Linked DNA regions of Homo sapiens: region 2 is linked to region 1. A link is an interaction called in ENCODE POLR2A ChIA-PET data of the cell type or tissue named here. Cell type or tissue: PC-9. All regions are shown on one strand. Links, peaks and the distances in the headings refer to the core of each region. The heading gives the core; the rest is flanking DNA. Region 1 overlaps ALKBH5 (alkB homolog 5, RNA demethylase). Region 2 overlaps GID4 (GID complex subunit 4 homolog).

Region 1 (12,411 bases), core at 2,755-10,754:
AAACCCCGTCTCTACTAAAAAATACAAAAAATTAGCCAGGCGTGGTGGCAGGTACCTGTAGTCCCAGCTCCTCGGGAGGCTGAGGCAGGAGAATGGCGTGAACCTGGGAGGCGGAGCTGGCAGTGACCCGAGATGGCACCGCTGCACTCCAGCCTGTGCGACAGAGCAAGAATCCGTCTCAAAAAAAAAAAAAATATTTTTTAAGTGTTGGGGAAGGTTTCCAAGGAGGTAATGTTTAAGTTGATTCCAGAAGGATAAGGAAGACATGGAAGAGCATTCTAGGCAGGAAATACTGTATGAGCTAAACCCTGAGATACAAAAGAGCTTTGTGGTTTCAGGGGGTAATGGGGTTAGTAAGTGGAGAAGGGGGTGTTGGGAGGCCCAAGAGAGAGAAAGTGGGTAGAGCTGGGAAGTAAAGGTAGATGGCAGAACCATGCAGAGTCTTGAGGCTGTGGTAGGGAAGACCTCTGTCCAGCAGCCCTGGCAGTGTCCCAGGGCACCAGACTCCAAGCCAGGCAGACCCCACAGGGTAATTGGGAAATGTCCCAAAGACTGGGATGGTCACTGGCACTTAGTGGGCAAGAACCTCCGATACCAGGGCCTCTGCCAGGACTACCCTTCGTTGAGGACCACTGAGCTGAAGTGACCCATCCCAAGGATGAGACGAGGTACAGCGGTAAAGCCAGGCGCCTCCTGCCAGCCTCTCAGATAACGTCCTACCTCCCTTTCCTTGCAGGCCACGGATCCTGGAGATGGACAAGGAAGAGAACCGGCGCTCGGTGCTGCTGCCCACACACCGGCGGAGGGGTAGCTTCAGCTCTGAGAACTACTGGCGCAAGTCATACGAGTCCTCAGAGGACTGCTCTGAGGCAGCAGGCAGCCCTGCCCGAAAGGTGAAGATGCGGCGGCACTGAGTCTACCCGCCGCCCTCCTGGGAACTCTGGCTCATCCTTACGTAGTTGCCCCTCCTTTTGTTTTGAGGGTTTTGTTTTTGTTCATTGGGGGGTTTTTGTTTTTTGTTTTTTGTTTTTTTTGATTCTATATATTTTTCCTTGGTTTTGTTGCCTGTTAGGGCTGAAGAATAGAATTGGCCAGGACCTAGGTTCTCATATTCTTGGTATTCCTCCTGGATGGAAAGGCTGTTGGCATCAATAGGGGACAGAGGCTGATGCTGGAGTGGCCAGTAGAGGTGGTGGAGCAGAGCAGCCATCTTTTAAGTGGGGCTGTATCAGGCTGGGTTTATTTAAAAGCAACAAAATGTTTTGGTTAAGAAAATTATTTTGCTTTCAGTGTAAATCTTCGCAGTGTTCTAAACAAAGTTCAGTCTTCTGCTCGCCCCTTTCCCTCACTGATGTCTGCACTTGGTTGAGGTCTCCTGGAGCCTCACAGGCTCTGCTGTTCTCCACTTCTCACCTGCCATCCACGCCCTGCAAGCTCATGCAAACACCCTTTCTTCCTCCTGCGGCAGAGTTGTTCAGGTTGCCTGGGCAGGGGCTTAAACAGTGCCAGCCCCTGCCATCCCAAAGCTATTGTTAAGCCCCCCAGGCGTCCTCCACCCACGCCCACTAGCCTGCCATGTCCACAGTTCCTTGGGCTGCTGAGGGGCTAGTGCAGTGGTCCTGACCTCTCTTATCAAGAGCACACTTCTTTGCTGGTTGCTCCTTTTGAGCATATGCGTGTGATTATTTGGAACAGTTAGACTTGCCACGTTGGGTCAGTTTTAGAAATTGTTTCTAGCTAGAGGGACTGGTGTCCTTCCAAGTCTAGCATTTGGGGTATGGAAAATTGTTGTGGTGTGTGGTAGGGTTTTTGTTTTCTTTTTTGAGTTTTTTTTCCCCCTTTAGTCTCCTGGCTTTTTCCTTTCCCTTCCCTTCTCCACTGGCCAGCTTGGGCCTCATCCTCATGTCATCCTTCTAGGAAGGCGCCTGCCCCATCTTGTCTGCCGGCAGCATGCATCCAAGGCCAGAGCTCAGGCCTGCAGACTGGGCTGGTGCCTCCTCCGCTTCAGGGTATGGGAGTTGGTGAAGGGGCTTTCAAAAAATAATAAGGAAAAAAAGGTAAAGTCTTTGGTAGCTTCTATCCACTCAGATCCTGGAAGGCAGCAAGGTTTTGTGGATCTAGATTCATTAGGAATGTCTTCTTGTCAGCCAGGCCAGGACCCGGGCTTGCCAAGAGCAGAGGCCCTCCCAGCAACCAGGATACCACCACTTTGGGGGCTTTGTGTACAGAGGTCCGGGTCTGAGACCTCATAGGCTGCAGAAATCTGGGGCAGCCACCATCAAGAAGCCCCTCTCAGGGGCCAGAACTCCTTTGCCAGCGTGGATTTCTCAAGTCGGGACTGCATAATTAAAGCAGTTGCAGTTTTATTTTTTTTACAGCTTTTTTCCCAAAAATGATTTGTAGTTGTGTGTGCAGCACTTCGCCCTGATATGTGTGCTCTACAATAAAAACCAAATCTAATATATTTTGAAACAGTTGTCTGATGTTGTTGTAAGAGAGGGCTTGCCTTTGGTGCTTCCTTAATCCCTTTACTTTCTTAAACTTGAAACAGGGGTTGGGGAGGCAGAGCTAGCTCATTGGCCGCCAGCGTCCCAGAGGAGTTGGTTGGTCTTGGACACTGGGCCTCCTGTGTGCCTAGCCTTGGGTTTATGGCTGAAGGTGGACTTGCCCTCACCCCACTGTCCTTTCTCCCACTCCAAGGAGGGTGAACTTCATAAACCACAATGTCCAGGTGCCCAGGGACCACACCTTCTGGAGTTCTGGAAGTCCCTCTTTTAGATATGATCACTGAGAGGCTGGTGCTGGTGAAGGGGGAGATGGCAGGCACAAAAGCAAGGGAGAACCTGGCTTTTGTGGAAAATATGCGAGTGATTTTGCTCATTAAACAAATACTTGGCCAGGCACGGTGGATCACCTGAGCTCAGGAGTTCAAGACCAGCATGGGCAACTTGGCAAAACCCCATCTCTACTAAAAATACAAAAATTTAGCCAGGTGCGTTTAGCTGTGGTCTCAGCTACTAGTGAGACTGAGACAGACAAGAATTGCTTGAGCCTGGGAGGCACAGGTTGCAGTAAGCCGAGATTGTGCCATTGCACTCCAACCTGGGCAACAGAGCAAGACCTTGTCTCAAAAAAACAAAAAAAAAAATTCTTGAGTTCCTATTGTATACCAAGCCACACTGGGACCCCAATAGTGAGCAAAACTCTGGTCCCTCCTTTCAAGATGCTCATGATAGTGTGGAGTGCAGGTACTGGCATGAAGCAGATGTTTTTCAATGGGTAAGGCTGGGGCCCAGAGGGCTTTAGTCCCTCCAGACTTCAGACCTGGCTCCCTATGCCTGGTAAAGGGCTTCTATCTAGAGTCTCTTACTCTGTTCTAGTGCTCAGAGCTAGTCTGCTTGGCCAAATTCTTGCTGTGGAAACTTGGATAAGCTGCTTACCTCCACATTTACCAGAGAAGAGAGACTCCAGAGTGGGGCAAGTAACTGGCCCAGGCTTGGTCTAAAAACTAGTGCGAGGGTCTGAAGAGAGAGGGGCCAGAGTCTCAAGTGTGGTCTGGGGCTAGTTGGGCCTGGAGGGGTAGACACTGGGCTAGGCAGAGTGGACCTTGGATCCCCTGGAGAAGGAAACACCGGATCTGAGAGAAAGTGACTTGCAGAATGTCATCCAGAGTATAAATGGCAGAAGTAAGCATCCCCCACTCCATGCCTGAGCTTCTGACTCTTGGGGCATGGGATAGGGGCTCAGAGAAGGGCTGGGGGAGTGCGAGGAACCGTCTTTGTGGAGGACCCTATTTTCCATTGCCATTAAAAAGTCAGACTTCTGGCCAGGCGCAGTGGCTCATGCCTATAATCCCAGCACTTTGGGAGGCCGAGGTGGGCAGATCACGAGGTCAGGAGTTTGAGACCAGCCTGGCCAACATAGTGGAACCCCGTCTCTACTAAAAATACAAAAAATTAGCTGGGCATGGTGGCGGGCCCCTGTAATCCCAGCTACTTGGGAGGCTGAGGCAGGAGAATCACTTGAAGCCAGGAGGCGAAGGTTGCAGCGAGCCGAGATCGTGCCACTGCACTCCAGCCCAGCGGACAGTGCGAAACTCCATCTCAAAAAAAAAAAAAAAAAAAAAAAACTCCCAGCCTGACCAACATGGTGAAACTCCATCTCTACTGAAAATACAAAAATTAGCTGGGCGTAGTGCTGGGCGCCTGTAATCTCAGCTACTCAGGAGGCTGAGGCAGGAGAATCGCTTGAACCCGGGAGGCGGAGGTTGCGGTGAGCCGAGATCGTGCCACTGGACTCCAGCCTGGGCGACAGCAAGACTCAGTCTCAAAAAAACAAAAAAAAAAAAAAGTCAGACTCAGCCAGGAACAGTGGCTCATACCTGTAGTCCCAGCATTTTGGGAGGCCAAGATGGATGAGCCCAGGAGTTTGAGACCAGCCTGGGCAACACAGCAAAACCCTGTCTCTACAAAAATACAAAAATTAGCCAGGTGTGGTTGTATGCACCTGTAGTCCCAGCTACTTCAGAAGCTGAGGTGGGAGATCACTTGAGCCCAGGAGGTCAAGGCTGTAGTAAGCCGAGATCGCGTCACTGCACTCCAGCCTGGGTGACCCTGTCTCAAAAAAAAAAAAAAAGATTCGGGCCGGGCGTGGTGGCTCATGCCTGTAATCCCAGCACTTTGGGAGGCTGAGGCAGGCGGATCATGAGGTCAGGAGTTCGAGACCAGCCTGGCCAACATGGTGAAACTCTTTCTCTACTAAAAATACAAAAATCAGCTGGGCACGGTGGTGCGTGCCTGTAATCCCAGCTACTCAGGAGGCTGAGACAGGAGAATTGCTTGAACCTGGGAGGCGGAGGTTGCAGTGAGCTGAGATCACGCCACTGCACTCCAACCTGGATGACACAGCGAGACTCTGTCTCAAAAAAAAAAAAAAGGATTCAGCCTCTTCCCAATCCCTGGGTGAAAAAGGCCCTTCACCCTGTAGTATGGAGAGATAGGAGGACTAGAGGAGGGGGCTTTGGCCCTAGCAGTTCCTGCTGTCTCTCTACCTGTACAGTAGCACTCTATCTCTGTAACATAATCCTCTGAGTAGTCCCTAGAACTCTACATCTGATTCTGGATCTGCCTGATCTGATTCTGGATCTGCCTGTTCCCAGCCATCTCCTAGGGCCTCAGGCCAGGTGCTGAGTCCCATCAACCCCTGTCCCTAGCCCAGTCTTCTACACAGTAGATGCTCTAACAGCTGGTGCCATCCCTCACCCCGCTAGGACCCCATCCCATTCCTCCAACCCTTTTGTGTGGAAGGGGAAACTGAGGCCCAGAGAAGTTGACTGGCCAGAGGTCACGTTCACGCATTCAAAAAATAGTGTCTGGCCAGGCGCAGTGGCTCATGCCTGTAATCCCAGCATTTTGGGAGGCCAAGGCAGGTGGATCACTTGAGGTCAGGAGTTTGAGACCAGCCTGGCTAACATAGTGAAACCCCATCTCTACTAAAAATACAAAAATTAGCTGGGCATGGTGGTGCGTACCCATAGTCCCAGATAACTCGGGAGGCTGAGGTGGGAGAATCACTTGAACCCAGGAGGTGGAGGTTGCAGTGAGCTGAGATTGCGCAGTGCTGGAGATACAAGACAGACCTAGTATATGATGTCATATACGCATAAAGTTATAAATTTTACTGATGTGAAGTATAGCATATAAATATTATTTTTGAGATGGAGTCTTGTACTGTTGCCCAGGCTGGAGTGCAGTGAGTGGAGTGATCTCCACTCACTGCAACCTCCGCCTCCCGGGTTCAAGCGATTCTCCTGTCTCAGCCTCCCGAATAGCTGGGATTACAGGCACCTGCCACCATGCCCAGCTAATTTTTTGTATTTTCAGTAGAGATGGGGTTTCACTATGTTGGCCAGGCTAGTCTTGAACTCCTGACCTCATGATCCACCCACCTCGGCCTCCCAAAGTGCTGGGATTACAGGCGTGAGCCACTGTGCCTGGCCAGCATTTAAATTATTAAAACATATATATTCTTATAAATTCCATATAACCAATCTTTTCTCACAGAAATCTATTTTAGTTTTTTTGCTGAATTACTGTATTTGTAGTCTGCTTGTGCTTATAATTCAGCCATGATATGACAAAGGGACTTGCATCATACCTGCTTGTAATAGTTTCCCGTGGCTGCCATAACAAGTCACCACAACCCTGGTGGCTTAAAACGACAAATTTATTTCTCTCAAATTCTGGGAAACTCAACATCACTGGGCTTGCCTGTCTAGTGGAAAACCTGTTCTTTGCCTCTGACAGCTTCTGTTAGCTGTTAACATTCCTTGACTTGGGAACGGGCAGATTCACGTCTCTGCCTCCATGGTCACATGGCCTCCTCCTCTGTGTACCACATCTCCTCTTTTTTTTTTTTTTTTTTTTTTTAAAGACAGAGTCTCACTGTCACCCAGGCTGGAGTGCAATGGCTGGATCACAGCTCACTGCAGCCTTGACCTGCCAGGTTCAAGCAATCTTCCTGCCTTGGCCTCTCAAACTGCTGGGATAACAGGTGTGAGCCACTGTGCCTGGCTTCTGCCTCTCTCCTAATAGGACATTCACGATTGGATTTAGGGCCCCTCTGTCACCCAGGCTGGAGTGCAGTAACATGATCTCGACTCACTGCAGCCTCAAACTCCTGGGCTCAAGTGACCCTCCTGCCTCAGCCTCCCAACCTCAGGTGTGCACACACCACTACACCCTGCTAATTTCTTTAAAAAAATTTTGGGCCAGGCGCGGAGGCTCACACCTGTAATACCAGCACTTTGGGAGGTGGAGGCGGGCAGATCACGAGGTCAGGAGATCAAGACTATCCTGGCTAACATGGTGAAAACCTGTCTCTACTAAAAAATACAAAAAATTAGCCAGGCATGGTGGCGGGTGCCTGTAGTCCCAGCTACTCGGGAGGCTGAGGCAGGAGAATGGCGTGAACCCAGGAGGTGGAACTTGCAGTGAGCTGAGATGCGCCACTGCACTCCAGCCTGGGCGACAGAGCAAGACTCCGTCTCAAAAAAAAAAAAAAAAAAAAAAAATTTGTAGGCCGGGCGTGGTGGCTCACACCTGTAATCCCAGCACTTTGGGAGACCAAGGTGGGTGGATCACCTGAGGTCAGGAGTTCGAGACCAGCCTGCCCAACGTGGCGAAACCCCATCTCTACTAAAAAATACAAAAAGTTAGCCAGGCTTGGTGGGCGCCTGTAATCCCAGCTACTTGGGAGGCTGAGGCAGGAGAATCGCTTGAACCTGGGAGGCGGAGGTTGCAGTGGGCCAAGATCGTGCCACTGCACTCCAGCCTGGGCGACAAGAGCAAAACTCTGTCCTCAAAAAAAAATTTTTTTTTTGTAGAAGACTTCACACTGTGTTGCCCAGGCTAGTCTCAAACTCCCAGCCTCAAGTGATCCTCCTGCCTTGTCCTCCCAAAGCACTGAGCCACTGCACCCGGTCCCCTATGTAATGATGTTTAATTATATTCGAAAGACCCTTTTTCCTTATGAGGTGACATTCACAGGTCCCAGGGATAATGACCCGATATTTGTGGAGGCCATGGATCAGCCCCTACATGCCCTTCTCCCAGTAAAGTTATTGCCATTAAATCTGATATATCATCTGCTTTCTCATCCTCAAATATTAGTTGGATTAAAATTTCTCAGCTATAGCAGTACTTTTAAATTTAATCTGAATCATTAATATTTTCCTTCACTTTCTCTTTTTTTTGAGACGGAGTCTTGCTCTGCCGCCCAGGCTGGAGTACGGTGGCATGATCTCGGCTCTCTGCAAGCTCTGCCTCCCGAGTTCATGCCATTCTCCTGCCTCAGCCTCCTGAGTAGCTGGGACTACCCGCCACCACGCCTGGCTAATTTTTTGTATTTTTTAGTAGAGACAGGGTTTCACCGTGTTAGCCAGGATGGTCTTGATCTCCTGACCTGGTGATCTGCCCACCTCGGCCTCTCAAAGTGCTGGGATTACAGGCGTGAACCACCACATCCGGCCCTCTTCATCACTTTCTTAAATCTAGACCTGTGTTCTTCAGTACAGCAGCCACTGATACTTGGCTATTGAGTATTTGAAATGTGGCTAGTTTGAATTGAAATGTGCTTTTAGTGTAAAATACCAGAATTTGAAGAGTTAGTATGAAAAAAACAATGTAAATCATTAAGAACTTTATATTGATTACTTGTTGAAGATACTATTTTGAGCTGGGCATGGTGGCCTACGTATAATCCCATCACTTTGGGAAGCTATGGTGGATGGATTACTTGAAGTCAGGAGTTTGAGAGCAGCCTGACCAAATGGCAAAACCCCGTCTCTACTAAAAACACAAAAATTAGGTGTGGTGGCGCTCGCCTGTAATCCCAGCTACTTGGGAGGCTGAGGCAGGCTTGCACCTAGGAGGCAGAGATTGCAGCGAGCCAAGATCGTGCCACTACAGCCTGGGTGAGAGAGCGAGACTTTGTCTCAAAACCCCCCCAAAAAAGAAGAAAAAAAAAACTATTTTGGACATATGTTAAATTTGGACATACTGGGTTAAATAAAATAGGCTGAGGCAGGAGAATTGCTTGAACCTGGGAGGCGGAGGTTGCAGTGAGCCCGAGACCGTGCCATTGCACTCCAGCCTGGGCAACAGAGCCAGACTCTGTCTCAAAAAAAAAAAAAAAAAAAAGCTATTTAAATTAATTTCACCTGTTTTCTGTTACTGTTATATCTGGGTACTCAATAATGAAAATTACATATGTGTCTTGCATTATATTTCTGTTGGATGGTACTGGTCTAGAAAACTATAGAGCTGGGCACAGCAGCACACCCTGTATTCCCAGCTACTCAGGAGGCTAAGCGGGAGGATTGCTTAAGTCCAGGGGTTATCATGGCTGATTGCAGCTGATCAAGGTAAGGTCACTGAACATCGAGCTGTGAAGAAATGTGCAGTAACACCCCAATATATAGTGTTTCCACCATACAGATACAATAGATGTAATCCAAGAGTACAGATAATAGGAAAATGTGGCAAAATAAGTAGGAAATGCTTAGTTTTTAATATTACCCTTAGTTTTTAGTGTAATTTTAATTTTATATAATTAATTTTTAATGACTTTAACAACTGACTCACAAAAGTTCTTGAAAATTTGCCATTTGGCTCTTGCAGAGGGCTCCAGCACACCACTAGATTCCCATAGAGAGTTTGAGCAGAGGAGTGATGTGAACAGATGTAGGATCACTGGTGCTGCTGTGCAGAGGACTGTCAAAATCAATAAGAAAACCACTTTCTTAGCTGAGTGCAGTGGCTCACGCCTGTAGTTCCAGCACTTTGGGAGGCTGAGGTGGGTGGATCACCTGAGGTCAGGAGTTCAAAACTAGCCTGGCCAACATGGTGAAACCCTGTGTCTACTGAAAATACAAAAATTAGCCAGCCTGGTGGTGGGCGCCTGTAATCCCAGCTGCTCGGAAGGCTGAGGCAGGAGAATTGTTTGAACCCGGGAGGCAGAGGTTGCAGTGAGCTGTGATCGTGCCATTGCACTCCAGCCTGGACGACAAGAGTGAAACTGTCTAAAAGAGAGAGGAGAGAGAAAGAGGAGAGAGAGAGAAAAGAAGAAAGAAAAGAAGAGAAAGAGAAAGAAAAGAAAAGGAAAGAAAGGAAGGCCTGGCACGGTGGCTTACACCTGTAATCCCAGCACTTTGGGAGACCGAGGTGGGCGGATCACGAGGTCAAGATATCGAGACCATCCTGGCCAACCTGGTGAAACCCTGTCTCTACTAAAAATACAAAAAAAATTAGCCGGGCATGGTGGCAGGCACCTGTAATCCCAGCTACTTGGGAAGCTGAGGCAGGAGAATCGCTTGAACCCGGGAGGCGGAGGTTGCAGTGAGCCGAGATCGCGCCATTGCACTCCAGCCTGGGTGACAAAGTGAGACTCCGTCCCCCCCCCCAAAAAAAAAAAAAAGAAAGAAAAGAAAAAAGAAAATCCACTGTCTTTGTGAGAGATGGAAAACTAAGGGCTCGGGCAGTGTCAGGGCTGGGGTCCTCCAGTTAGGTGTGAGGCGCTTGCTGCCGCAGTTCCTCCTGTGTCCACAGTGTGGCAGCATAGCCTGAGTGATGGTGCTTCAGAGTAGAGGGCAAGGGCCAGCAGCTGTCCCTTGGTTTGGATGGGGAACTGAGGTCCCCAGAGACCCCCGAACCTGCCAGAGGTTACTCAGAGCCAATAACTTAGGTTCCCCACTGCTTCTGCCCTTCTCAGCCAGGGATCTCAGGGCTAGTAGGGTTTTCCTCCCACTTCCTTACTAATCCTAGTAGGTGTGGAGGGGCACTGGGACCTGTGGGTCAAGCAGATGCCATCAGGTCCACCCCCAGGCCACACATAACAGCAGTCCCAGCCTGGGCCCCACGCTACCTCTCTTGGCCCCAGCTCCTTGGAGAGTTCTAGACATCTTTGCAAGTGCCAGTACTCTGCCTCAGGCAGCTCTCTTCCATGCTACCTTCTCTGGCCCCCTCCCAGGCTTTTCAGGGGTGCCTTTGGGCTCCCCCACCCAGACCGGGGCCTCCTTTGGCACTGCCTAGAGTGTACTCTGTGGTCCCAGTGTTTCCACTCCAGGCTGGGAAACAGGGCCCTAACTCCCACCTTCTCCTGCACTCTCATTGAGTGAGGCCATTAACTTACTGTCTCATTTAATTCTCGCTGCAACCTCTGAGACGTCATGAGGGGACTAGGTTTACATCCTGATTCTGCAATATACTAGCTGTGTGACTTTGGGCAAGTTAACCTCTCTGGCCTCAGTTTCTTCCTTTGTAAAATGGGCATAAGATTAAAGGAATAACTAGTGCCTGGCACAGACTAAGTGCTCAGTGTTAATAAATGGTAGCAATTAATATTAGCCCGCATTTCGCAGATGAGAAAACAGGCCCAGAGAGGGAAAGTGGCAGAGGCAGGATTAGCACTTGGGGCACCAGAGAGAAGTGAAACACAAAGCCCCACCTTCCAACAGGTCTGTGGTAATGTCCACATACCCAGCCCCTTGGGCCTCAATCCTGACAGTCCTTGCAGGGAGCAGGTGTGCCCAGATCCCCGTTCCTGTAGCCCAGCATGAGCCAAGAAAAGCATACTCAGGATCCAGGCTCAGCGAGTGTCAGGGCTGAGAGTCCTGCCTCCAGAGAAGGAGCACTCGGTTAGAGGTCCAGGGACTCATATATTATTCACCTGTCACCTTGGGCAGGTCACTTCTCTGAACCTCAGCTTCCTCCCTTGTATAAAACAAGGACAGAGTAGGTCAGCCCCAACACTCCCCCTACCTGTCTGGCCTTTCTTTCATGGAGGCACACAACACTATTCACTCTCTGTAGATTGAGGAGGCCCTAAATCCATTGCTCCCTTCTGTCTGGACCTAAAGGACACAAGACCTTATTAAGCTTCAGCTTCATTTGCATACCACATGGGATGAGGTATTCACTCCTCCCTGGCTTGGGCTGGTCTGCTGACCCTGTCTTGGAGTCTCAGTAAGCCCACCCTTTCTCCCACTCCCTCATCTCTCTCCTTCCATCCTGGGCCCTGCCTAGCTCTGTCCCAACCTAGACCACTCCAGGAATTTTCCAGCCTGCCAGATCTGGCCCCCCAGGAGCCACTAGGAAGAAGTTGAGTCCGTGGTTTGGGCAGCTCGAGAGGGTCATGGCCTCAGCTGGGATCTGGGCCAGCTTCTGAAAGCCAGGGCCTGCCTTCTTCAGTCAGACTCTTGGTTTTCCTCCCACTTCCTTACTGACCCTAATCTACCTCCCTTGGAGCTTCCCCACTTGTCGCTCCCTGAGATCACCCTTTCTCTTTCCCTCTGCAGAGGAGTGACCAAGTCACTTCTCTACACGTATCTTCCATTTACTGTCTATAAAACAGGGTTGTTCTGGTATCTATGAGGATTCAGGGAGATATGCACAGATATAGCCTTTACTGGGGCACCTACGTCCGAAGACACCTTCAATGCATGCCATCCTGTTCACCTACCTGCCTACTTACATCCCATCAACCACCAAACCGCCACTTCTGTGGACTTAACTCCTGAACAGTATGGATTATTTGTTGTTGTTTTTGTTTGTTTTCTTTTTTTTTTTTTGAGACAGCGTCTCACTCTTGCCCAATCTGGAGTGCAGTGGTGCGATCTTGGCTCACTACAACCTCCGCCTCCCGGGTTCAAGCGATTCTCCTGCCTCAGTCTCTCAAGTAGCTGGAATTACATGCATGCGCCACCACACCTGGCTAATTTTTATATTTTTATTTTTATTTATTTTGTTATTTATTTATTTTTTGAAATGGAGTTTCACTCATGTTGCCGAGGCTGGAGTGCAATATCTTGGCTCACTGCAACCTCTGCCTCCTAGGTTCATGCAATTCTCCTGC
Region 2 (12,411 bases), core at 2,263-10,262, 150 kb before region 1:
AGTTTCTGGTCCCAGATCACACGATCAAAGACATCAGTGGTGCTTCTTTTGCCGGGTTCTACTACATCTGCTTTCAGAAGTCAGCAGCCTCCATAGAGGGCTACTACTACCATAGGAGTTCAGAATGGTGAGGACCTCTGAGGACAGAGGCCACGGGGAGGGCTTGCTGCCCAGCTGGCTCTCCCTTGGCTCATCAAACCCAAAAGCAACATCTTAGCCTGTCTCTGTATAGATTCTGTGCTTTATTTGGATGCTGAGAGCTTATTTCAGTGATCTCAGTTGCTCACAATAAGGCCTTATCCCTATGCACAGAGCAGAGTAAATGAGATGAAAATGAATTATAGGTGAAAGAACTCATTTCTAAGCACTTTTAAGCAATACTGTATTTTTGGCAATGTTTATCTCAATCTTGCTGGTTTTTATTTAATCCTTGCAAATTGAATTAGTAACTAAAATGTGAATTGATCCAGTACTGGACAATGTGAATTTTGCTGTCAGCAGCTTTTTAAATTTTGTGGCTGCATTCCTTAGAGTTGGTCCGACATGCACTTGATTTAAGGCTCATGACCTGGGGGCCTGTGAGTGGACAGTCCTGTCCAGTGTGTCACCAATAGTAAAGGACTGAACTCTGCCTGAATGCTAACTTTTGCCACCTTTTGAGGGATTCTCCTGCCTCCTTGCTGCTTTTTAAGCACCTTGCTGTCCCCGGAGGGCAAACCATGTGATAAAATGCCTGATTTCCTCTCTGAAGGTAAAAATTCTTTCTTTCCAGTATTTAACACTTTGTTATATGTGAAGTGATCCTACCCTAGATTCCTTGTTCAGTGGTAACGAAATTATATCTGCAAGTAAATGCCAGCCCTGTAGCCACGATTTTTAGGCTTTCAGTAATGGTTTTCACGCAAGTTTGTAAAACTTTTATAATCCTTTTTAAAAATAACAGCTGGCCGGGCACAGTGGCTCACGCATGTAATCCCAGCACTTTGGGAGGCCGAGGCGGGTGGATCACGAGGTCAGGAGATCGAGACCATCCTGGCTAACACGGTGAAACCCCGTCTCTACTAAAAAACAAAAAATTAGCCAGGCATGGTGACAGGCACCTGTAGTCCCAGCTACTCGGGAGTCTGAGGCAGGAGAATGGCGTGAACCTGGGAGGTGGAGCTTGCAGGGAGCTGAGATCGGGCCATTGCACTCCAGCCTGGGCGACAGAGCGAGACACCATCTCAAAAATAAATAAATAAATAAATAAATAAATAAATAAATAAATAAATAACAGCTTTGGTCCGGGCACAGTAGCTCACGCCTGTAATCCCAGCACTTTGGGAGGCCGAGGTGGGCAGATCACGAGGTCAGGAGTTCGACACCAGCCTGGCCAATATGGTGAAACCCCGTCTCTATTAAAAATACAAAAATTAGCCAGGCGTGCTGGTACGCACCTGTAGTTCCAGCTACTCAGGAGGCTGAGGCAGGAGAATCACTTGAACCTCGGAGGCGGAGGTTGCGGTGGGCCGAGATTGCACCACTGCACTCCAGCCTGGGCGACAGAGTGAGACTGCATCTCAAAAAAAAAGTGTACAAGTCAGTGATCTTTCCTATATTAATAGAGTTGTCTAACTATCAAGTTTAGAACATTTTCATCACCATAAGAGGAAACCCCATACCCTTAGCCATTATCCCAAACTCCTCATCCCCTCTGAGCCCTGGGCAACCACTAGTCTTTCTCTTATGTATGTATAGATTTGCCTATTCTGGGTATTTTATATAAATGGAATCTACAAAATACGGCCCTTGCTTCTGGCTTTTTTCACTTAGCATAATGCTTTGAAGGTTCATTCATGTTGTACCATGTATCAGAACTTCTTTTTTATTGCCAATTAATTTTCCATTACAGGTATATACAACTTTTTTTTTGAAACAAAGTCTCGCTCTTGTCCCCCAGGCTGGAGTTCAGTGGCACGATCTCGGCTCACTGCAACCTCCGCCTCCCAGGTTCAAGCAATTCTCCTGCCTCAGCCTCCCGAGTAGCTAGGATTACAGGCGCCTGCCACCACGTCTGGCTAAGTTTTGTATTTTTAGTAGAGACGGGGTTTTGCCATGTTGGCCAGGCCTGTCTCGAACTCCTGACCTCAGGTGTTCCACCCGCCTCGGCCTCCCAAAGTGCTGGGATTATAGGTGTGAGCCACCGTGCCCGGCCGGTATATACCACATTTTATTTATCCATTCATTATTTAGTGGACACTTAGATTGCTTCCATTGTTTAGCTCTTGTGAATAATGCTGCTGTGAACATGGGTATATCTGAGTTCCTGCTTTCAATTCCTTGGACATATACCTAGGAGTGAAATTGCTAGGTCATACGGTATTGCTATATTTAACTTTATGAGGAACTGCCAAACTGTTTCCCACAGCAGCTGCACCATTTTGCATTCCTACCGGCATGTATGAGGGTTCCAGTTTCTCCACATCCTCCCTGGCACTTGTTATCATGTCTCTATAATTATAGCTACCCTAGTGGATGTGAAGCAGTATTTCATTGTAGTTCTAATTTGCATATTTTTGATGGCTAATGCATATTTCTTTCCTGATAATTTGTTTTTGGTAAGAAATAAGCCGCTTTTTCCTACGTTCTTCCACACTCCTGTATGAAACAAGTAGGGGAGAGCCAACTTGCTAGACATTGACTCTAAATGTGCCCGAGGTTGTCATCCCAGCATGTAGATTGTCTGCCCCTATTTCTCCTCCCTCTGCATGACTCCCTGGATCACCTGCCAACAGGGGAGGCAAACACCTCAGATATCACTAATGTTTTCCAAGCCTAATACCGTACCTAGGAAAGTGAGAAAATTTAAATGAAAGGTAAAATACAGTTTAAGGCAGTAGTGAAATGAATTTTTCTACGCTCTCTTTAGATACCATGAGAATCAGTTTATGCCTATGCTAGCCATAAAGTTCTTAGGATATGAGAGCCTGGCATTACATGCTACAGCAGGAGAGGTCAGAGCAGCCGGTGAGGTTAGGGCTTGGGCGTGGGTCTCCATCTTCTCCCACAGCTTATTGAGGTCTCCTTTTTATAAAACATACCATAGTTAACTTCATGATTAGAGCAGAATGAAAAAAAACATTCATCTAGTGCATGGTTCAGGAGGATTAACCAAAAAAAGAAAGAATGAATGAAATCAAACTAGGTTCAACTTGAGAAATAGAAAATGAATGTGCATTTCAGTCCAAGTATGTGACTTGTTGGGTGCTCTGCTTTTTGAGGGGTTACTAATGTCCTTTGCTCAGGGTGCATTAGATGACTACCTCCCGTTTCTGTCTCCTCCCCCTTGCAGGTATCAGTCCCTCAATCTAACCCATGTTCCTGAACACAGTGCACCCATCTATGAATTCCGGTGACAACGGTTCAGAACAGCAACCAAATAAAACTGAACTTGGCAAAAAAGAACTTTGCCGAGAAAATTGTGTACCTGCCAGAACCAGGAGAAGTGTGTTCCTGTTTCTTCACGAGCAGACTCGCATCACAAAGCATGAATGTTAACCCACAGAATCCAAGGAGCATGGCTGGCCCGTGGGGCAGGTGGAGGGAGCAGTCTTCGTTCTTCCTCCCCTCAGTGGCAGTTTGGTCTTCACCTGTTTTTAAGCTACCTTAAACGCACTTTTCCTTCCTGCACAGCTAACTTCTACATCACTGAAATGCCCATTCCTTCCTCCGTCCCACCTCCAGCCGAATAGAAGGTCTGCTCCCGGATCACCCTCAGCCTTGGTGCTCAGTGGTCCCGAGGCCCTAGACCCCCACCCCCCGCCAGTTGCTTTGTCTGGTAGCTCAAGAGAAGGCAGAGCCCCAGCACCTCTGTGCCCCCCAGAGCTCTGTGCAGGGAGTTGGCCAGCTGCCGCATCATCGGCCACCAAGGGCACAAGAGGCGGAGGCTCCAGTCCCTGCTGGGCTGCCTCAGTCTTCAGTGCTGATTGTGTCACGGGTCAGCGTGCGCTGCTGAGCCCTGTACTGTTAACAGTGCAAAGCTAGTGAGTAGCTGTCAGGTTCCCTGGGCCTGCCATCAGGGATCACTAAATTTAAGGCTTCCAGATCCCTGGCAGGAACAGATTCCAGTCCTGCTTACTCAGTACATTTGCTCCAAACTTTTCAACTTGAGGGCAATACTAAACTTAAAAATAAGAGTTTTTTTATTACAAAATTATTTTTATGGTCCCTTTAACGAGGACCCTATGGCAAATGCACAATTATTCAGAATTACATTTTATCGTTTTCACATTGAAAACAGCAAATGTTGACTTAGTAATTTTTATATCGATATCTATATGTATATGTATATTTAATCAACCAGCAGTTTTGAAACTAGTCATCCTGGTACAAAAGTTTTGCAGCATTGCCTAAATTATAGTGCTCAACACAAGAACTGTTTTTGGGGCCAGTTTAGCATTTGTGCCGCCTCCTTTTGCTACTCAAAACAGCAATGCTTGGCGGCAGCCTTCCATGAGGCAGAAGGGGTCGTCGTTCTCTGAAAACAGTGACTCTGAAATGTTGGGACAGGGGAAGGGGTGGGAAACATGAACATGCTCAAATAACTCGAGGCTCACGTGCCAAAGTGTGTGTGTGTGTGTGTGTGTGTGTGTGTGTGTATGATGTTTTGTTTTTTTAAATGTTTTAAAAGCTTAATAGGTTGGCATCAGTTGTAGCCCACAAACATGGCTAGGGCTTTGGGGATTTGGCATTTTTCTGGTGGTTTACAAGACTTACTCCGAATACAAGAGGAAAAGCTTTAAAAACAAGATTGCATCATAACCCCCAGGAGCAAAGCAACCTGGAGGCTGCATATCCATGGGCGGGCAGCATAAGAGAATGTGAAGCCCTTCAGTGAGACGAGACGAGCAATGGGAAACCTTTTCTGTTCTTAAGAAGTGACTTTAATTTTATTGACATATGTACTGTATGTTACTGAGATTGAATGTTAGGGGAAGCCTTAAGGTAGAGGTATTTGGGAAAGTAGCCAGTGGGCACTTGTGATATCTAAAATCTGTTATCCCAGGACTGTGTACAGAGGGGCAACCTACCCATTCAGGAAGGTCAGGGCTTTGGAACCCTAAAAAGTTGGCCCGATGACTTAAAGGGAAAAATAATTCATTCCCAGAGATGAGTCAGAACAGTCTCCTCAATCCTGAAATTCAACAAGGCATCAGAAGGGCTGGCTGTGGTCAAGCCCAGCTGCTGTCATGTGAGGAGATGCTCACTGTGGTCTTGTTGAGCTGATGGCCTTGGTTGAGCTGATGGACAAGTGAAGGAGGCCATGGGGCTGTGCTGTCCTTCCTGCCGTACGTGCCATTCCACTCTCTTCAGCTCTCCCCTCAACAGCATGCGAGCCCATACCTTCTGCATTTTTCCAGGCCTGTGAGGGATATAGGCCTCCCCTTGGAGCACTGAGTCCGGAGGTCATCCCTGAGCTCATCCACGGCTCATGCTGTGGCTCCGAGTAGTGGTTTGAGTGGGCAGGAAGGGCCATTTGCAAACACTGCTGTGTTCTAGACAAACAACCCAAGTCCTATGGCAGGATTTCTTCCTTCCTTCCTTTTTTACCCAGGTGATGAAGTGCACCCATTGTACTGGGAAGAATGAAGAGGTGATACCTTTACTAGATCCTTCAGACACATCTATGAGAAGATTTGTTCATTTAAAAGTCTGCCCACTGAGGATAGGGAAAGGATTAAGGATTTTTCCACCTCCTCTTAGTAACTCCTGAATTACCAACATCAACTTCTTTCTCTCCGTTCCTGAAGGAACTTTGGGGAATCATCTTCATCCGTAGTTACGCTTTCCTGAACCTTCTCAGTGGTTTACATGCCTCTGAAACTATGTGCAATATTTTTGGTTGACACTTGTATCCATCCTTAAGAAATTAGTGCAGATTGCAGATGTTCTGTCTTCCATCCCAAACAAGCCTGCCATGAGGTAGGATCCTAGGGGTTTGGCTGTTCTTACTCCACTGCTCAGAAAGCTTCCATTCTGCTGTCCTCAGCCTCGACCCTCTTCTGTGCTGGACTTCCACCCACCCACCCTTTTCAAGTTTAGATAGTGTTTCAGCTGCTGTCCCAAAGTAACAAAACAATACCTACTGTTAAGTAGGAAGTCAATCTGTGTGCTGGTTTTGTTGGTTATGTGGAAATCACAAACTCCAGAGGAGCAAAGGGGTTTTTCAATGTCTTTTGCTTTCAGAAACAGAGAATATAATATTCTCACTAAGGCCTTGAATTGATTTTTTTCTCATAAAATAGTCTGATAAGCTAATTTTTAAAAAGAAATGCCATTAACTGTGTTGTATCGTGGTTTAAAATTACTAACAAGTTGTGGGAAAGAAAAATAATATTTGATTTTGAATCTTAAATGTTTTTAAAAATTAGACTTGAATGGGCACAAAGTATAAATATTTTGTTTCTTTATGGAGGACATGTGGAAGGAGTTTGAGGGTTTGGGATGGGAGAAGTATTTTGCAGAGCTATCAATGTCCAAATAATTTAAAAAAAAAAATAAAGGTATTTAAGCAGTGAGTTTGTCCTATTTGTAAACCAAAGCAGCTCCATTAGAGGAAAGCAGTCCTCTCTGGGCCTGTGGCTGTGGAGCTCTCCAGGGCCAGCCGGAGACCTCTGTGTGCCAGGGCAAACCGAGGGCCCCTCTGGGCAACTGTTGCAGTGGTCTGCTTGCTCCTTTTTCATTCTGAATGTTTTCAGCTGCTCAGCACTTCTATTCAAGCTCCATTTTGTTAATTTCTGTATTTCTTCAGAAATGTGGAAGCATTTTTTTTTTCCATATGTGAAGGGTTTATATTTCTATTTAACACAGAGAAAATGTGCAGGCAGAGGTATCTGTCCAAAGCCTGCTTTGTGTTCTGGTGTGGGGACAGGCAATGCTGTTGGGCTGCTCTCGACACTGTGACTGTGGTCCTCAGAGAAGATGCCTAAGTCTCAAAGCACAGGCACTTGGACCCCCAAATAGCAGGATCCCTAAATCAGCCATTACAGTTTATTCTGACAAACCATTCTGTTACGTTTCAGGTCCCACCTCCCTAGGAGGCTTGAAGGAACATGACTGGAAACATGGGAGATTTTGAGGAAACATATAAAGTGTTGAGGTCTAAATTTTAAGCAAGTTGAAATGCTAAGGGAATTTACATCAGTGGCAGGGCAAAGCTCCCCTGTTGTGTGTATTTTCTGATCTCATATTGTCTAAGCAATAATAAGCTTTTTTCTCCCATGAGATGTGGTGTCAATAAAAGAATAGACTGTTCACAGTGCTGGACTCAGGATTTAAGACACCATTTATTTTTATCTTTTGAGGCAAGCTCTCTATCACCAGGCTGGAGTGCAGTGGTGCTATCACAGCTCACTGCAGACTCCCAGGCTCAGGTGATCCTCTTGCATCAGCCTCCCAAGTAGCTGGCACCACAGGCATGCGACCACGCCCACCTAATTTTTTTTATTTCTGTAAAGATGGGGTCTCCCTATGTTGCCCAGGCTGGTCTTAACCTCCTGGGCTCAAGCTGTCCACCCACCTCAGCTTCCCAAAGTGCTGGGATTACAGGTGTGAGCCACCACACCCAGCCAAGACACCATTTATTGGCTGTTTTGTTGAATGGAAAAGTCATGGGAGGCCTGGGTTCCACCTATCAACCTTGGGTCCCAATCTGCCCTCAAGGTACATCAGCTAACCTCCCTGAGCCCAACTTCCCTCACCCAGAAAGTGGAAAACCTCTGTCTGGACTAAAGAATTGTTGAGGATTCTAGAAGATGCTCCTGAAAGCACATTGTAAATTGAATAAGAATAATTGTAAATTGAATAACATGTAAAAAGTTATTCTTGCTTAATAATAATATAAAAATATCTACTGGGCCAGGGTGCGGTGGCTCATGCCAGTAATCCCAGCACTTTGGGAGGCTGAGGTGGGAGGATCACTTGAGGTCAGGAGTTCGAGACCAGCCTAGCCAACATGGTGAAACCCCATTTCTACTAAAAATACAAAAACTAGCCGGGCATGGTGGCGGGTGCCTGTAGTCCCAGCTACCAGGAAGCTGAGGCAGGAGAATCACTTGAACCAGGGAGGCAGAGGTTGCAGTGAGCCAAGGTCGTGCCACTGCACTCCAGCCTGAGTGGCAGAATGAGATTCCATCTCAAAAAAATATAAATAAATAAAAAGTATCTACTGAGCCTTGCCACATGCACCATTGTAGGTATTGAGGGTGATGCAGGAATAAAACATGTCTACAACAGCTATAGCAACTCTCTTTCATATCTCGATTCTTAGATCCCCAATTTATAACCTTTAGTTAGCTTTGTTTTTAGGCCATCTATAGGAACTGTAGAAATAGTAGAAATTGTGTAGATTTTAAGTGTGAAACCAATTGCAAAACAGGACAAAAGGAAAACTATAAGAATGCTGTCGGCTGGGCGCGGTGGCTCACGCCTGTAATTCCAGCACTTTGGGAGGCCAAGGTGGGCGGATCACAAGGTCAGGAGATCAAGACTCATCCTGGCTAACACGGTGAAACCCCGTCTCTACTAAAAATACAAAAAGTTAGCTGGGCGTGGTGGCAGGCCCCTGTAGTCCCAGCTACTCAGGAGACCGAGGCAGGAGAATGGCGTGAACCCGGGAGGCGGAGCTTGCAGTGAGCCGAGATAGCGCCACTGCACTCCAGCCTGGGCGATAGTGCAAAGACTCCATCTCAAAAAAAACAACAACAAAAAAAGTGCTATCTCCACTCATCTGAACTGCACCTGGGAAGGGAAGCATTAAAATTGCTCAGTAATGAAATAGGCAGTAGGCTTTGATATATTTAAAAATAAAAATTAAAAAAAAAAGCCTCAAAGTTGGATTGCAGTTGAACAGCTTTTCCCTCCAGATTTTTCTTCCAAAACATCGAAAGATTGAAACTCCCTATTTGTACATAGCAGGGAAAACATGTAAGGCTTTTCATTTGTAGAGAAACATATGCTGGATTCAAGTTTATTTTTGCCATTTTTTTCCTTCTGATTTTTCAGTTCGCTTCATTTTTCAATGCATTAGTCATGGTTTCTCTCCATAATCGCTCCACAGCCCCTCCATCTTCATGCCTTCTCACTGGCTTGACCTGGAGCAGTGTTTCTGAAACCTGGCTGCACTTCAGAAGCACATGGGAGCTGATTTAATGTCAGGCAGCATGCAGACCAGTCCTCACAACCTGTCGATGTTTTTAAAGCTCCCCGGGTGACTCCAACGCACAGGAAGCTTTGAGCGTAACTAAGTGAGCCTCCCGCCCTGAAATGAGAGAAAGGCTTTCAGGCTTGTGGTGTTGGTGGACTAAGTGTGGCTTCTGGCCATTCACACAGTCACCACACTGCAAGGGAGCTGGGAACTGGAGCCTGTGAGAAGCCCCTGTGAACAATGTTCTCTGTCTTAAAACAGCTTACACGGACTTCTCCTTTTTACCTCTAAAAGATTCATTCCCCTTTCCCCAACCATATACCCCAGATTGCAACCCCTTGCTATTCTCAAATAAACTTTTTGTTTTGGAGTGTCAGTCTCTCTCTCGCTTATTTTAGCTTGATGTGAGTAGCTTGCAGAGTTGTGCTGCATAAGGAAAGAAAATAAATAGGAAGTAGCTGTCAGGGGAGTGGGCTAGAAATGGGTTGTTGGTTTGGTTATTTCTGCAGGGGGAGGGGTTTTCTGCAAATTATATGTAATGAGGCTTTGTTTATTGTGGTAAAATGTGTATTACATAAAATTTACCACTTTAACCACTCATAAGTGTACAGTTCAGTAGTATTAAGTACATTCACATTGTGTTCCTATCACCACTGTTTCCAGAAGTTTTCCATCATCCTAAAGAAATTCTGGACTCAGTAAACGCTATCTAAATCCCCATTCCTCCCCCTAGTCCTGATAACCACCATTCTATTTTCTGTCCCCATGAATTTGTCTAGATCCCTCATAGAAATGAAATCATAATAGTATTTATCTTTGTGTGACTGGTTTTTTTCACTTGTAGAATGTGTCAGAATTTCTTTCTATGCTATGGCTGATACTCCATTGTATGTATATAACACATTTTATCCATCTGTTGATGAACATTTGGGCTGTTTCTACCTTTTGACTATTATGCATTGTGCTGTTATGAACACTGGTTTGTGTGGTCAGTATCTGTTTGAGTACCTGCTTTCAAGTATTTTGAGTTTGTAACTAAGGAGTGGAATTGCTAGATCATATAATTCTATGCTTAACTTCTTGAGGAACACCAAACTGTTTCTCATAGTGGCTGCACCATTTTACATTCTCTCCAGCAGTACACAATGATTCCATTTTCTCCATATCCTCTCCAACACCTGTTTTCCTTTTTAAATTTTTTTTTTTTTTCTTGAGACAGAGTCTCACTCTGTCGCCAGGCTGGAGTGCAGTGGCACAATCTCGGCTCACTGCAACCTCCACCTCCCGGGTTCAAGTGATTCTCCTGCCTCAGCCTCCCAAGTAGCTGGGACTACAAGGCACGTGCCACCACGCCCAGCTAATTTTTGTATTTTTAGTAGAGATGGGGTTTCACCATGTTGGTCAGGTTGGTCTGAATCTCTTGACCTCGTGGTCTGCCCACCTCGGCCTCCCAAAGTGCTGGGATTACAGGCGTGAGCCACTGTGCCCAGCCTTAAAATTTTTATAATGGCCATCCTAATGGGTGTGAAGTGATACGTCACTGTGATTTTTGTTGTTGTTTTTCTGAGATGGTATCATTCTGTCACCTAGACTGGAGTGCAGTGGCTTTTCTTTTTTCTTTTTTTTTGAGACAGAGTTTTCCTCTTGTTGCCCAGGCTGGAGTGCAATGGCACGATCTTGGCTCACTGCAACCTCCGCCTCCCAGGTTCAAGCGATTCTCCTGCCTCAGCCTCCTGAGTAGCTGGGATTAGAGGCACCTGCCACCATGCCTGGCTAATTTTTGTATTTTTAGTAGAGATGGGGTTTCATGATGTTGGCCAGGCTGGTCTTGAACTTCTGACCACAGGTGATCTGCCCACCTCGGCCTCCCAAAGTGCTAGGATTACAGGCATGATCCACTGCGCCTGGCCGTGCAGTGGCATTTCTGCACTCCATAATCATGACTCACTGTGGCCTTGACCTCCTGGGCTCAAGCAATTCTCCTTCCTCAGCCTCCCAAGTAGCTGCGACTACAGATGCACGCCACCACACCCAGCTAATTTTTTTTCAAAATATTTGTAGAGACTGGCTCTCACTATGTTGATTTGCATTTACCTAATGATTAGTGATGCTGAGAAATCATCTCAAGTGTTTATTCAACATTTGTATATCTTCTTTGGAGAAATGTCTATTCAAGTCCTTTGCTTTTTTTTTTTTTTTTTTTTTTTTTTTTTTTTTGTAGAGACAGGGTCTCACTACGTTGCCCAGGATCTCTGCTTTCTTTTTTTTTTTTTTTTGAGACAGAGTCTTCCTGTGTCGCCCAGGCTGGAGTACAGTGGTGTGAGCTTAACTCACTGCAACCTGCACCTCCTGGGTTCAAGCGATTGTCCTGCCTCAGCCTCCTGAGTAGCTGGGATTACAGGTGCCCACCACAACGCCAAGCTAATTTTTGTATTTTTAGTAGAGATGGGGTTTCACCATGTTGGCCAGGCTGGTCTTGAACTCCTGATCTCGCAATTCGCCCACCTCAGCCTCCCAAAGTGCTGGGATTACAGGTGTGAGCCACTGCACCCGGCCCCCTGCTCATTTTTAAATCAGGTGCATTGTTTCATTGTTGCTGAATTGTAGGTGTTCTCTATATTTTCTAGATATTAATTCCTTATCAGATACATGCTTTGCAAATATTTTCTCCTATTATTCTGTGGGGTCTCTTTACCATCTCTTTTTTTTTTTTTTTTTTGAGACAGAGTCTCACTCTGTCGCCCGGGCTGGAGTGCAGTGGCACGATCTTGGCTCACTGCAACTTCTGCCTCTCAAGTTCAAGTGATTCTCTTGCTTCACCCTCCCGAGTAGCTGGGATTACAGATGCCTGCCACTACGCCCAGCTACTTTTTGTATTTTTAGTAGAGATGGGGTTTCACCATGTTGGCCAGGCTGGTCTCGAACTCCTGATCTCGCAATTTGCCCACCTCAGCCTCCCAAAGTGCTGGGATTACAGGCACGAGCCACCGTGCCCGGCGGCCTCTTCATGCTCTTGATAGTGCCTTAATGATGCACAAAAGTTTTTTTTTTTTTTTTTTTTTTTTTTGAGACGGAGTCTCGCTCGGTCGCCCAGGCTGGAGTGCAGTGCTATCTCAGCTCACTGCAAGCTCTGCCTCCTGGGTTCACACCATTCTCCTGCTTCAGCCTCCCAGTAGCTGGGACTACAGGCGCCCTCCACCACTCCTGGGTAATTTTTTTTTTTTTTG

What was found. Peaks named below come from ENCODE experiments on the same cell type or tissue, not always from the same donor. Only the 100,000 strongest peaks of a DNase experiment are listed, where the experiment ranks them.
Region 2: POLR2A ChIA-PET joins it to region 1 with 8 read pairs; 2 of 35 experiments call an interaction of 5 or more read pairs at or near these places.

Annotation. Positions count from the first base shown.
Region 1 is chr17:18,207,483-18,219,893 of GRCh38, forward strand. ALKBH5 (alkB homolog 5, RNA demethylase) reads left to right here. Exons shown (of 4, transcript NM_017758.4): 4 at 737-2,472. The coding sequence ends at 914. Among named protein-coding and RNA genes, the nearest start is that of LLGL1, 12 kb to the right of the region's middle. RefSeq lists an enhancer at 10,099-10,198. In PC-9, for the core only: CTCF peaks have their summits at 10,111 and 10,314; no DNase peak of the experiment used is centred there.
Region 2 is chr17:18,061,849-18,074,259 of GRCh38, forward strand. It overlaps GID4 (GID complex subunit 4 homolog), which reads left to right. Exons shown (of 6, transcript NM_024052.5): 5 at 1-127; 6 at 3,332-6,557. The coding sequence ends at 3,395. Among named protein-coding and RNA genes, the nearest start is that of DRG2, 20 kb to the right of the region's middle. In PC-9, for the core only: no CTCF peak of the experiment used is centred there; no DNase peak of the experiment used is centred there; H3K27ac peaks cover 1,010 bases.